Regions from separate parts of the Homo sapiens genome. Here all the other regions are linked to region 1. The links are chromatin loops, found by intact Hi-C in ENCODE. Cell type or tissue: mammary epithelial cell. All regions are shown on one strand. Each heading gives the region's core, and the rest is flanking DNA. Links, peaks and the distances in the headings are about the cores only.

Region 1 (4,302 bases), core at 57-4,056:
TGGAGAACTTTAGGGAAAGCTAAAGTCAGTTTTAGGGTCACCAGCATAATATGTTTATAAGCATTATCTTGGGAAAGCCCCTAGTGCAAGTATAAAGCTTACTTTGATAGAGAAGGAACTAGTGATAAAAGGTCTTTTTTTAAAAAAAGAGAAAAACTTACTGGTTTAAATAGGAATTTTCCTTCTGTGTAAGAAGTCTTGGGGAAAAAACTCATTCTCGTTTAAACTACAACAGTGTCTTTATTTCTTTACAGATATTGCAATGGCAAAATCAGCAAAGTTAATTCAACAGCAGCTGGAGAAAGAACTGTAAGTGTGAAAGAGGCCTGTTGGTTAATTATATATCTTAACACTTAGACTGTAAGCAGCATATTCATGTTTCTTTTGTTTGGTTTTATGTGATTATCACAATTATAGACTGAAGATTAGTGTGATAAATATTTGTTAAATAATTTACAAAATAATGGAATCACAAAAACTTACTAGGGTGCTTATAGATATTTTAAAATTTCATGGAAAGAAGATTTTTTTGAAACCATAAACTTAATTTATTTTACCATTGTTACTAAATCATTTATAGTTGAAAGGTTTTAGAAGCTAAAAAAGTTTACATGCCAACTTGAGAACGGTGTTATTTCAGTGAGTGGAAGTGTTTGTTCACCACTCAATAATGCCTGTGAAGTGGTATTTAAGGATGCATGTAAATAATAAAAAATAAAAACTGAGAATCAGGAAAAAAGAAATTAAAACATTTAAAAGCCACTTTGGAAATTATTGTTGACAGAATAAGAACAGAACACTGAGGAAGACTACAAGTCTTTGATACTACATTATAGCTTCTTAGATTGTTAAAATACTTGGCAATATTATATATCCTGCTTTGAGTGTTTCAAGGTTTGTAAATTGAGCTATAAGCTTTTGAATTTTAAGGCATCTAGCATGTCTTCTGCGTTATGCCAATTTGTAAGAGCTAGCCAAAAGCTGGTGTAGAAGAAATGATCAACATTTATAGTAAAGCAAGTTATGTTTTCTTATTGCTTTTGTGTAAGGCCTTGAAAAGGATCTGATGAGGAAAAACTGTATAAATTCAACTTTTAGAAACTTTTCTCCCCACTATGACTTACTGACTCCCTTATTCATTTAAGAAGCACCTGTAGTGCATCTAGTGGATGCCAAGACTGCAGTTGGGAGCAGCTGTAGGAGGAAATGTGTTCCTGTACTCAGGAGCTTAGAGTCTGGTAGAATCTAGTCAGCTTCGGGCATTGGCAAACTCCTGCCTGGGCCTGCAAGCCAAGAGTAAATCGACATTTTTAAAGGGCAGGTAAAAAACAGAAGAAAAATATGCGACAAAATATTTAATTTCTGGCTCTTTGCAGAACAATTTTGCCAGCCCTGCCTATGCCATTTTCAGTGGTTCCTTTCCCGTCTGGAGCTGCGAGTTTATCACCCTGTCCTCCTGTGCTCTTGATGCTCACTCTCTTGGATTGTATCTGTTGCTGCCATTAGGTTAATAAGGACATTGGAACAATTGGATGGTTGGGTTTTTCTAAAAATTCTCTTGAAATTGTTGGGAATTGTTTTGGGGAAGCCAAAACTGTCATAATGTTATTTGTGAATCAGTCTTGGGTTATTTTTAACAGTACAGTCCAAGTCTCCCGTGGTTAAAACACATGTTTTCCATAGGCTGTTTGCTTTTCACTCTATAGACTTAGAGAAAAACAATACAGAAGCCAATCCTTTTTTAAAAGCATTGAAAGGCAATGCTTTCTTAAAAGGCAGTGAAACAAAATGTTGACAAATTGTAAAGGTTAACATCAGTTAAAATTCGGAATCTGACTAATTTTAATCTCAGATTTATGAGAATTAGGCCCTGTTAGCTTAGAGGCATTTCATAGTCTCTCAATAACACGGTATATTATATTTACATGGCCTTGTGGCAAAAGCTGAATACATGTTTTACTTTTTTCCTTAAAAAATTTTTATTGTAAAATATCTTACTTATAATAGTATATATGTCACATGCATTAAGCTTAAAAAATATTAAAATGAATACCTATGTACTCACCACCATGCCTAGAAGGCCCCTGTTTCTCCCCAAAAGCTTTTCCCTCAAGAGGTCAGCAATATCCAGTTTTGTATTGTTTTTTAAAAATACTTTTACAGTGTGTGTGTGTGTGTGTGTGTGTGTGTGTGTGTGTGTTCCTTCCTAAACAAGGTATTGCTTAGTTTTGCCTGTGGATTCTTCACTAATTTTGAAGCAACTTTACAGAACAAGAAATGCTTTATTTTGTAAGAAAGAAGATTGGCAGCATGTATTCCTCTGCTTCTGGATAGCAGAAAGGGGAAGGGGAGGCCGACAAATGAGTGTTGCTTATGCACCCTTTATTAGGGCCAGCAGGTGGCAGTAAGGGGACTTACATTGGGAAGGTTTTGGTGGTTAAAGAGGTTGGATAATAGTAATTCTGCCCTAGTTAGATATGAGAATCTGGAGTTGGTGGATTTCTAAACTCCATATCCAAATAGACTCAAGATAAAAATACATACCCTATCTACCCACACTTAACTTTCAGAAACTTATGTTTTTATAACACTTAAAGCATGTATTTTAAAAATATATTTTTAGACGGCTTCATTCAGTAGATCCTCTTAGAAGGGGGCCTTGGGCTGAAAGAAAGTTGGTGTGACCTGGTCTACTGCTGACCTGCCTTCTAGCCCTGTGAGGTCTGACCCCCCCAGCCCGCCCCACCTACCTCACCTCTCTGTCCAAGAGAGGGACTTATAAATGCAAAGGATTATTCAACAATCTTAATAGCATAATTGGCAATTCTATAGTTAAGTTTTAAATGAGTGCTGAAATGTTTAGAAACTAATATGATTTAATTGCTGTATAAAAATTTTGCCTCCTGACTTCTTTCCTTTTGCCCCACAGCAACACCTTACGAGTTACCCGTTCTGCTGCCCCCAGCACACTGGACAGTTCCAGCACTGCCCCTGCTCAGCTGGGGAAGAAAGGCAAAGAGTTTGAATTCTCACAGTTGCCCCTCAAAGTGGAGTTCCTGGAGTGCAGTGCCAAGGGTGGAAGAGGGGACGTGGGCTCTGCTGACATCCAGGACTTGGAGAAATGGCTGGCTAAAATTGCCTGAGAGGCAGCTCTAAAGCACAAGACCTGGATGTGTGACACACAGTTTTGGAAAAAGGTCTGTGGTAGTCTGGAGTTGATGAGGAAGGGGTACAAGATGTGGTTAGAAACATTTCTTTGTTCTGGAAACAAAGTACTGTTGAAACCAGCTTGGAATTTTTTTTTTTTTTTTTTTTAAGTTCAGTTCTCCCTTATGGCTGCCTTTCAAACAAGTACCTTTTATCTGATGCCTGTATCTTCCCTTTGTTAAGGTGTAACTTGATGTAGGGTCAAGGTTTTTGTGACAACAGGCAGACTCCACACAGAGAGGATATGATGAGAATATGGCCATCACCTGAAAAGTTTTCTTATCTTCTGTGCTTTTGGTCCCTGGAAACAAATCCGCCTATGTATGAAGCTAGTTGATTTCCAGTTGCACTATTTCCAGTTGCCTCTGAAGTTCACAGGCAATACATTGTCTAGTCCTTTGCGAATTTCTCTGATTTGTGGGCACAGTTATGAAGTTTCCCCACATGTGAAGACAGGTACAAAATAGCAGAGCCAAGCAGACAGTGGGTCTATTCTTCATTAGCTCAGTGACTTGTCCACACTCGTCTTAGCACTTACGTTTCAAAAGCTTGTCACAAACCCTTGGAGTCATTCCCAGATAATAGAACTGGAAATGATAAATCCCCTAATGCCAAGGGTCTAGTGTGTTCTTAGTGGTTATACTGGGAAGTGTGTGGAGATTTAGGTGCTGCTCTGCTGCTCTGGATGGCTGAAGGCTCCTGGGCCATCTTCATGTGCTGCTTGAAGAGCTCCTATTTTGTACTCCTGGCTAGAATGCTGTGGAACAAATACAAAGTGAAAAAAGTTCTCTGTAGATTTCTGAAGTGCATATTCATTGATGCCAAGAAAAAAAAAAAGTTGCCTTTTTGAAGTGATGTTTTTTGCTGTCTTCTTAAACACAAGGCTTTTTTGAATGATTAGTATATTTCATGGTAAAGAAAACAGCCTGTCTGGCTCAAAGCAATTAAATAGAATGTAATGGTGAGTACAAATGAGTGCACATGTCAGGACTCAGGTCTAACTCCTTGTCTCCTGAGCCTAAAGATTGCAACATACACAAGAACACACTCCTATTCCTACCCCACACACTCAGGGACAAGCCCAACTAAAGCTTA
Region 2 (4,302 bases), core at 109-4,108, 370 kb before region 1:
AGAGTGACATGATATGATTTTAAGAGTTTAAAAAGCCCACTCTGGAAGCAGGATGCAGAATGCATTGGAGGAGGGAGGTACAGATCAGGGAGTTGGAAGGATATTACAATGGGATATTATAATGGGATAGGAGAGCATGATGGGGACTTGCACTAGGGTGATGTCAAGAGAGGTAGAGAGAAATAAATGGATTTGAGATACATTGTGGGGGTAGAATTGACTAGACTCAGTGATAAATGAGATGTGGGAGATGACAGAAAGTGAGAGATCAAGATGATCCCTTGGTTTCCGGGTAGACATTGGGGTTGTTTACTGAGATGAAGAGGATCAAGGGGTGGTGGGGAAAGGGAAGATTTGTGGGGAAATTATCTAGATTTTCTTTTTTTTTTTTTTAATGGATTTTCACTCTTGTTGCCCAGGCTGGAGTGCAGTGGTGCGATCTCAGCTCACTGCTACCTCTGCCTCCTGGGTTCAAGCCATGATCCTGCCTCAGCCTCCTAAATAGCTGGAATTACAGGTGCGTGCAACCACGCCCAGCTAATTTTTTGTATTTTTAGTAGAGGCAGGGGTTTCACTATGTTGGCCAGGCTGGTCTGGAACAACTGACCTCAGGTAATCCACCCACCTCAGCCTCCCAAAGTGCTGGGATTCCAGGCGTGAGCCACCGCACCCGGCCAAAATTATCTAGATTTTCATTCGGGGACATGTTAAGTTTGAGATGTCTGAGAAATAGCCAAGTGAAGACCTCAAAGAGAGGGTGAGTATGCAAGTGTGGAGCTGAGCAGAAAGTTCTGAGATAGACATTTAAATGTGAAAGTCATTAGCACATACAATGCCATTTAAATCTGTGTGGATAGATCAGACCATTTAGTGATTAAAAAAAAGAAGCACCAAGACCCAATCTTGAAAAACTTTAACATTTAGAGGTCAGATAAGGAAGAAAAACCTGGTGAAGCAGAGAATAATAAGAAAGAATGGTCAATGAAGTAGGAGGAAGTCCAGAGAGAGTGGTGTCATGGAAGCCGAGACAGAAAAGTACATCTGTGACAAATGCAACCAGCAGGTCAATATGAGCACAGAGAAGCATCTGCCGGGCTTGGTAATACGGTGGCCTTGTTATTAAGAGCAGTATCACTGGGGTGCTAGGGACTGAGAATTATTTCTCATTCCTTTATTGCTAGAAGCAAGTTATGCTGAACATCCATCCTAAACTTGAAAGTCAAATAAATGTGGGAAGGGTTTCCAAGGGAATCTTGCATCTTGCCACTGCACCAGCTGAGTTTAATTTCCCAGGAGCTCAGTCTTACCCACCTCCTCCCCACACCTGCAGCTCTAGCTGCCAGAATGCCAATATCTTTACTCCAAACAAACCATTCATTGTACCCTTGGGCCCAAATGATAACCTTTTTTAAAACGCTGCTTGTATTTGCCTTTCCTTTAACACAATGATGGTCAAATCTCTCATCCACCACCACCAGCTCATTTATTTTAATAACTACATCCGCAGTGAAAACAGGAGTAGTATTATAGAAAGAGATAAAGTCCTCACCATCATGGTACAAATGACTAGGACTTTTCAGATGACTATGGACAGGAAAAACAAAGGAAAAAAATATATATGTATATATATACATATATATATATCAAGCCACTAGATGGAAGTCTTCATTCAACTGCCTGTGCACTTCAGAAAAGTAAAGCAGGATCAGTGCCAGACTGCACAAACCCATCAAATTCATTCGACATTCATTGAACAACTGCTTTGTACAAAGACAAATAACAATGATGATAATGGCTACCGTTCATGCAATATTTACTCTGTGCCAGGCAATCTGCTGAGTCACACATACGCTGAGTCTCACACACCTTGGCTCATTTAATTCTCCCAGGAGGAAGGGAGTATTATTATCTTCATTTTATGGGGGAGGAAACCAAATCTTAGAATTACTTACTCTAAGCAACTGACCCATGCTTGTGAATGGAGGAGCCAGTTTCCAGAATAAGAAAACACTGTCGTTGTCTACAAAGTATTTATACTAAATGTGGTAAGAGAGGGATAATGTGCCACAGGGGTGGGCTGTGACTCAGATGCAGGAACCAGCCAATGAGGGAGGAAGAGAATCAGCAAAGGCCCCACCATGCTCTCTACAGCTCAGGATGAAACGGAGCGGTCACCCCTAATTGTTTTCCCTCACTCTCCCCATAACTACTGCACCACAAAGAACCGACTGTTCTATCCCCCAAATGCATCTTAAACTAGTCCACATTTTTCCACCTACCCTATGATCACATCGTTCGTCCAGGCCACCATCATTAATAAAATGGGCTCCCTGGACCACCGCAAGAGCCTCCCGACTGGTTCTTTGGCATCTTCTCCTGCCTCCTCCAATCCTCTCTTCCCACAGTAGTCAGAGGGTCCACTTAGTGCACAGATCACCTCTGTAACCTGCTCAAGCCCTTTCAAAGGCTTCCCAGTAAATCTCAACTCCTTTCCATTGTGCCCAAGGCCTTCCCTCTATGGTCTGGTCTTGTCTACCTTTTTAACCTCATCTCCTACAGTAGCGGCTGGTTTCTCAACAAACAGGACAGAGCCTGGCATAAACAGTAATTATGTGCTGAAGAAATTAAGGCAAGAATGAATGAGTGAATAAATAGAAAAGTTTCATGGGGAAGCCGTGTTTGAAATGAGCATTATACTGGAGCAGGCTTTCTCAGACTGAGGGCTGGGAGTGGGGAGGTAGTGAAACAAGTTGCTCTCAATGGAGGCAGCAGGTGCAAAGGCACAGAGGGATTCCAGGTGCAGCAGGGAGGCAGCTAGAGCAGGCCTGGGGGCAGGGCCATGTGAAACCGGGGTTCTCAAGGTTGAGTATGCATCATAAGCCCCTGGAAAGCTTGCTGAGACACAAATTGTTGGGACCCACCTGCAGAGATTCTGATAGGTCCATCTGAAACAGGAGCTGAAAAGTGCATTTCTCACAAGTTCCCAGGTGATGCTGCTGCCACTGGTCCAGGGCCCACACTTTGAGAACCACTAGTGCAAAGTACAGTCAGTCCTTCACATCCATGGGTTCCACATCCATGGATTCAACCAACTGTAGATCAAAATATTTTTTAAAAAATAGATGATTGCGTTTATACTGAACATGTGGGCTTTTTTCTTGTCATTATTTTCTAAATAACACAATAAATAACAACTATGTACATAGCATTTCCATTGTATTGGGTATCATAAGTAATCTTGAGATGATTTAAAGTATATGGAAGGATGTGTGTGTAGGTTATATGCAAATACTACATCATTTTATATAAGAGACTTGAGCATCCGTGGGGGACTGGAACCAAGACCCCATAGATACCAAAGGACAACTGTACATAGGTTTTCTATAAGCTTTAATTTTGGAGGGTAGGAATTGTTACCTTAAAAGAAGGATATAAATCACTATTTTAAGCCAATATTAGTCCTTTGATACTTAAATGTGAATGAGTTGCAAGTTCTTTATCAACCAGAAGGAGAACTCCAGGCACCAGAGGTGAGAGACAGGAGTGATTAAGAACTGGGAAAGGGAGACACCCTAGTCTGCCTGCTCCCCAGTGTGCCCCAGGCCAAGCTGGAACAGAAATGATTAGCTTTGCTAGTGGGGAATTCAATGAAAATGGCAGGGTTTGGTGGCTTACACCTGTAACCCCAGGACTCTGGGAGGCCAAGATGGGTGGATAATTTGAGGTCAGGAGTTCGAGACCAGCCTGGCCAACATGGTGAAACCCCATCTCTATTAAAAATACAAAAATTAGCTGGGCGCAGTGGCACATGCCTGTAATCCCAGCTACTCAGGAGGCTGAGGCACGAGAATATCTTGAATCTGGGAGGCAGAGGTTGCAGTGAGCAGATATTGTGCCACTGCACTCCAGCCTGGGCAACAAAGCAAGACTCTGTCTCAAAGAAAAAACAAAAAAAGTAATTCAATGAAATGAAACAAAATAAGACAGCCACACTGGAGCAAGGGGAAAGCAGTTATTTTCTTCTCCCATAGCTGGGATTTGGCTCCACCCTGCAGGCTCCCCCTATCAGAGCCTTCAGCTCACCATTTATATATATATATATATATATATATATATATATATATATATATATATATATATATATATATATATATATAAAGGAGTTTCTTGGGTTGAAGGGAGGACACCCCTCATTCCCTACCTGTGGGAGATCCTGAGAGGCTTGGGGATTCAAGTTTGAAAAACCACTCCTCAAGGCTCCATGAAACCCCTAAACTATATCCACAATGTTTATGTTCACGT
Region 3 (4,302 bases), core at 215-4,214, 220 kb before region 1:
GCAGTAGTGTGATCATAGTTCACCGCAGCCTTGGCCTGGGCTCAAATGATCCTCCCCGCCTCAGCCTCTCAAGTAGCTGGGACTAAAATGCGTGCCACCACACCCAGCTAACTTTTTTTATTTTTAGTAGAGATGAGGTCTTGCTATGTTGCCCAAGCTAATCTCAAAACTCCTGAGCTCAGGTTATCCTCCTACCTCAGCCTCGCGAAGTGCTGGGATTACAGGTGTGAACCACCATGCCTGGCTTGTAGTTCTTACTCTTTATTTAGCACACTAAACATTTTGGTTGTTTATCTCCCTCTGTTAGAATGTGAAATTGGTCTGGGGTAGGTACACGTAGGTGGAGATGTCAGGAGGTTAAGAGTGTGGGGTAGGAATTTAGGACAGGTCATGCTATGGGTGTCTAGACTGACAAAGGAACAAATGAGGTCACGATTTCAAGTTAGGGAGTGCAAACAAATTAATGGAGGTAGTCAGATCAGAAGGAGAGCCAAGAAGTTAGAAAGTCATATGGACAGGTGTTCTAATAACTAGCATCCTGAAACTGCAGGTTTGTAATGGTTTTAATTCACCAGTTACTACAACTAGGTACTAATGGGGCCTGCAGAATGCAGGCAAGTTATGAATTGCTTCTCCTGGGCTTGAAATAAAGATAATGAATATTATGAGTGATATATTGAGTAAGAAATAATTGCTTATTTTATCTTTTTGACACAGTTTCACTCTGTCACCCAGGCTGGAGTGCAGTGACACGATCCCAGCTCACCACAACCTCTGCCTCCCAGGTTCAAACAATTCTTATGCCTCAGGCTCCCCAGTAGCTGGGATTACAGGCGCATGCCACCACGCCCGGCTAATTTTTTTTTTTTTTTTTTGTATTAGTGGAGACAGGGTTTCCCCATGTTGTCCAGGCTGGTCTTGAACTTCTGACCTCAAGTAATCTGCCCACCTCGGCCTCCCAAATTGCTGGGATTACAGGTGTGAGCCATCACACCTGGCCTTAGAAATAATTGCTTTAAATAATCTTATTTGTATTATCTAAAATAGGAATTATGTTCACATCAGGAATTTAGGATATACATAAAAGTAATCATTAAGGCAGTTCAATTCTTTTGAATTTGCAGCCCAAGTGGGAACTAGAATTCTAAATAATTGGATATAGTAATACAGACGATGGGTAGGATTTAAGTCATCCACTTTAAAAGTCTTTTTAATCCCTCAACCTAACTGTTCAGGGATCCAGTCAAAGCATGCCCCAAGAAACCTCTGTAAAATGGTTCATCTCCAAATATGATGGAGAGTAGCACCCAGCCTTCGCAATTTTAATCATAAGAAGTGGAGCAACTCTGTAAGATTATGTCCATGGTTCTCAAACTGCTGCATTTTGGAATAACCTGGGAATCATTAAAAAAAAAAAAAAAAAAAAAAAACTCGCTGGGTGCGGTGGCTCACGCCTGTAATCCCTGCACTTTAGGAGGCCGAGGTGGGCGGATCACCTGAGGTCAGGAGTTCAAGACCAGCCTGGCCAACACAGTGAAACCCCATCTCTACTAAAAATACAAAAATTAGCCGGGCACGGTGGTGGACGCCTGTAGTCCCAGCTACTCAGGAGGCTGAGGCAGGAGAATCACTCGAACCCGGGAGGCGGAGCTTGCAGTGAGCCGAGATGGTACCATTGCACTCCAGCCTGGGCTACAGATCAAGACTCCGTCTCAAAAAAAAAAAAAGTGATGCCCGACTCCCACATCCAGACATTCTGAATTAATTAGTATGGAGTGTGACCCGAGCAGAGGAATGTTTTTTCAAGTCCCATAGTTCTAATGTGCAGCAAAATCTGGGAACCACTGGGTTATGTCAAAAAATGATAAATTATTTCCCTAGTAGGCAGTTGGAAGACAACCATAGGGCTAGCTCAAGCAGGAAATCCCTTAAATTGCATGCTTAGACCAGAAATGATTATCATATTCCTAAATGCATTTTTGGATACTGTTAAATGAGGGAAAGTGGATACTGAAGTTGGAGGGAAAGACTTGTCAACTGAAATAGTAAATTTCTTTGATTTTTTACAAAACTACACATTTTTGTAGTTCAGTAGTTATCAGTATATAAAGACCATTTTTAATATCTTATCTGTCATTTCTTAGATAACTGCCTCATCATCAATGTAACTTCTGTAGCTACTCGTTATCCTTCTCCAACAATACTTCCATGATGTTTGACTTGTCTTTTGACAGCAGATCTGACCATTCCTGAGTTTACTCACTGTAAATGTTAATCTGCCTTACACTACCCCTGGCCACTTTAAATTTGCCCTTTCATTATGTTGCTCAGTTATAGCACCTCTGGGTTTTAAGAGTTTCTTTAGAATTCTGCTATTCTTCCTGGTGACTATGAATTCAACCATAATTAACCTTACCAGAGATAAGCTTTGGCAGCCGCAGAATCATATAGCTCATCTATTTAAGAATCAGAACCTCAGGCCAAGTGTAGCTTGTACCACCTACACACTCTGGGTCTGTGACTCACCTTACTCACCAGTTCCTGCCTTTTAAAGATCATGTGGGTTATACTTAAGCATCTTTTCATAATGAGGTGTGGGCACAGACTGGAATCTCTTAGGTTTGTCTTTGGTTTTATTATAAATTGCTGGGACTACTATGGCTTCCTTATTGGATTTCTCTGATTTTACAGTTCAAATGTATGTCTTTAATTAGAACCTGAATTAAACAGGGAAGTCAGGGACTCCCAACCTCAGTGGCACCATGGTAATGGGAGTGAAGAGGAGGTTGCAAGCTCCCATTATATTCTTTTGTTCTGTCCTGACATCCTCTTCTTTTTTTAAAACCTTAGCTCCAGCTGGCAAAAGTGTTAAATCACTTACTGGAATTTTAAAAAATTGTATAGTTTTTAACCTTGAGCCAGGCAACAGGTAACAAATGTTGACTCGTTTAACCCTGAAAGCCCCTTAAAGAGGGGAAAATAGGTTCTGAAAGGTTAAATAGCTTGCTGGAGTCATAGCTAGTAATGAAAGAGCCAGGACTCCAACCCAGGTGTTTTGGCTCCAGCATGTTTTTAACCATGAGGCTTTGCTTCCACTCTTCACCTTAGATTTAAGTAAGGGTAGAGAAGGAACATGATAACCAAATGCTCCTTCGAAATGACTTGAAAATGCTGTTTGCCCTGTTCCCATCCCAAGGTCAGCAGGGATGCATTAGAGCCTGACTTCTTCAGTCTCCCCTCAAAGCAGCAGAAAGTTCTTTTTTTTTTTTTTCTGAGACGGAGTCTCCCTCTGTCGCCCAGGCTGGAGTGCAGTGGCACAATCTCGGCTCACTGCAACCGCCACCTCCCGGGTTCAAGCGATTCTCCTGTCTCAGCCTCCTGAGTAGCTGGGACTACAGACGCCCACCACCACTCCCAGCTAATTTTTGTATTTTTCTCCCAGAGATGAGAGTTCACCACGTTGGCCAGGCTGGTCTCGAACTCCTGACCTCGGCCTCGGCCTCCCAAAGTGCTAGGATTACAGGTGTGAGCCACCACGCCCAGCCAAAACTTGATAATTTTCATTGCAGATTTCCAAATGTTAAACAAGCATGAGATGGCTCTGCTTAATGCTACTACTTGTCATGCCAGACTGCTATTGACTCTAGTGGGGATGGTACCACGTGAGGGAGGCTGAAGAAGAGATGTGGAGCCAGTGAATGAGACATAGGGTTTATTGTGGACTTACATTACACAACAGTCCAGGAGCAGTGGGCTGGACAGGAAAATTGCTCCTTTTTTTTTTTTTTTTTTTTTTTTTTTTTTTTTTTTGAGACGGAGTCTCGCTCTGTCGCCCAGGCGGGAGTGCAGTGGCGCGATCTCGGCTCAGTGCAAGCTCTGCCTCCCAGGTTCACACCATTCTCCTGCCTCAGCCTCCCCAGCAGCTGGGACTACAGGTGCACGCCGCCACACCCAGCTAATTTTTGGGTGTGTGTATTCTTAGTAGAGACGGGGTTTCACCGTGTTAGCCAGGATGGTCTCGATCTCCTGACCTCGTGATCCGCCCGCCTCGGCCTCCCAAAGTGCTGGGACTACAGGCATGAGCCACCGCACCCGGCCAAAAATTGCTACTGTTTTTTAAAAGCATGCAGTCTAACATGTCATTTTCACATAGCAACCTCTACCTAACAACTTCCACTTAACCCAATACAAAGGGCCACCATCCCCTATACAGCCTGCATTCCAAGGAATGGGGCAGGGGTATGGACATCCGTCATTGATGATAAGGAGTCAGTCTCTGGACTGGCCACTCCTGGATTCCTT

Evidence for each region. Hi-C counts contacts between places; a loop is a spot of excess contacts. Peaks named below come from ENCODE experiments on the same cell type or tissue, not always from the same donor. Only the 100,000 strongest peaks of a DNase experiment are listed, where the experiment ranks them.
Region 2: a loop joins it to region 1, with 5 times the contacts of the local background. A loop is called at or near these places in 2 of 110 quality-filtered maps.
Region 3: it touches region 1 in a loop (4-fold over the local background); 2 of 110 quality-filtered maps call a loop at or near these places.

What each region holds. Positions count from the first base shown.
Region 1 is chr3:133,816,624-133,820,925 of GRCh38, forward strand. SRPRB (SRP receptor subunit beta) reads left to right here. Exons shown (of 7, transcript NM_001379313.1): 6 at 255-309; 7 at 2,930-4,302. The coding sequence ends at 3,143. Among named protein-coding and RNA genes, the nearest start is that of SRPRB, 13 kb to the left of the region's middle. In mammary epithelial cell, for the core only: a CTCF peak has its summit at 2,395 (motif pointing right); DNase peaks (open chromatin) are centred at 2,388 and 3,698; H3K27ac peaks cover 1,053 bases.
Region 2 is chr3:133,442,484-133,446,785 of GRCh38, forward strand. The region is part of intron 1 of BFSP2 (beaded filament structural protein 2); the gene reads left to right. The region is part of intron 2 of BFSP2-AS1 (BFSP2 antisense RNA 1); the gene reads right to left. Among named protein-coding and RNA genes, the nearest start is that of BFSP2, 45 kb to the left of the region's middle. In mammary epithelial cell, for the core only: CTCF peaks have their summits at 1,701 (motif pointing right) and 3,488; a DNase peak (open chromatin) is centred at 1,798; H3K27ac peaks cover 610 bases.
Region 3 is chr3:133,593,028-133,597,329 of GRCh38, forward strand. No RefSeq gene overlaps it. Among named protein-coding and RNA genes, the nearest start is that of CDV3, 21 kb to the left of the region's middle. In mammary epithelial cell, for the core only: no CTCF peak of the experiment used is centred there; a DNase peak (open chromatin) is centred at 2,514.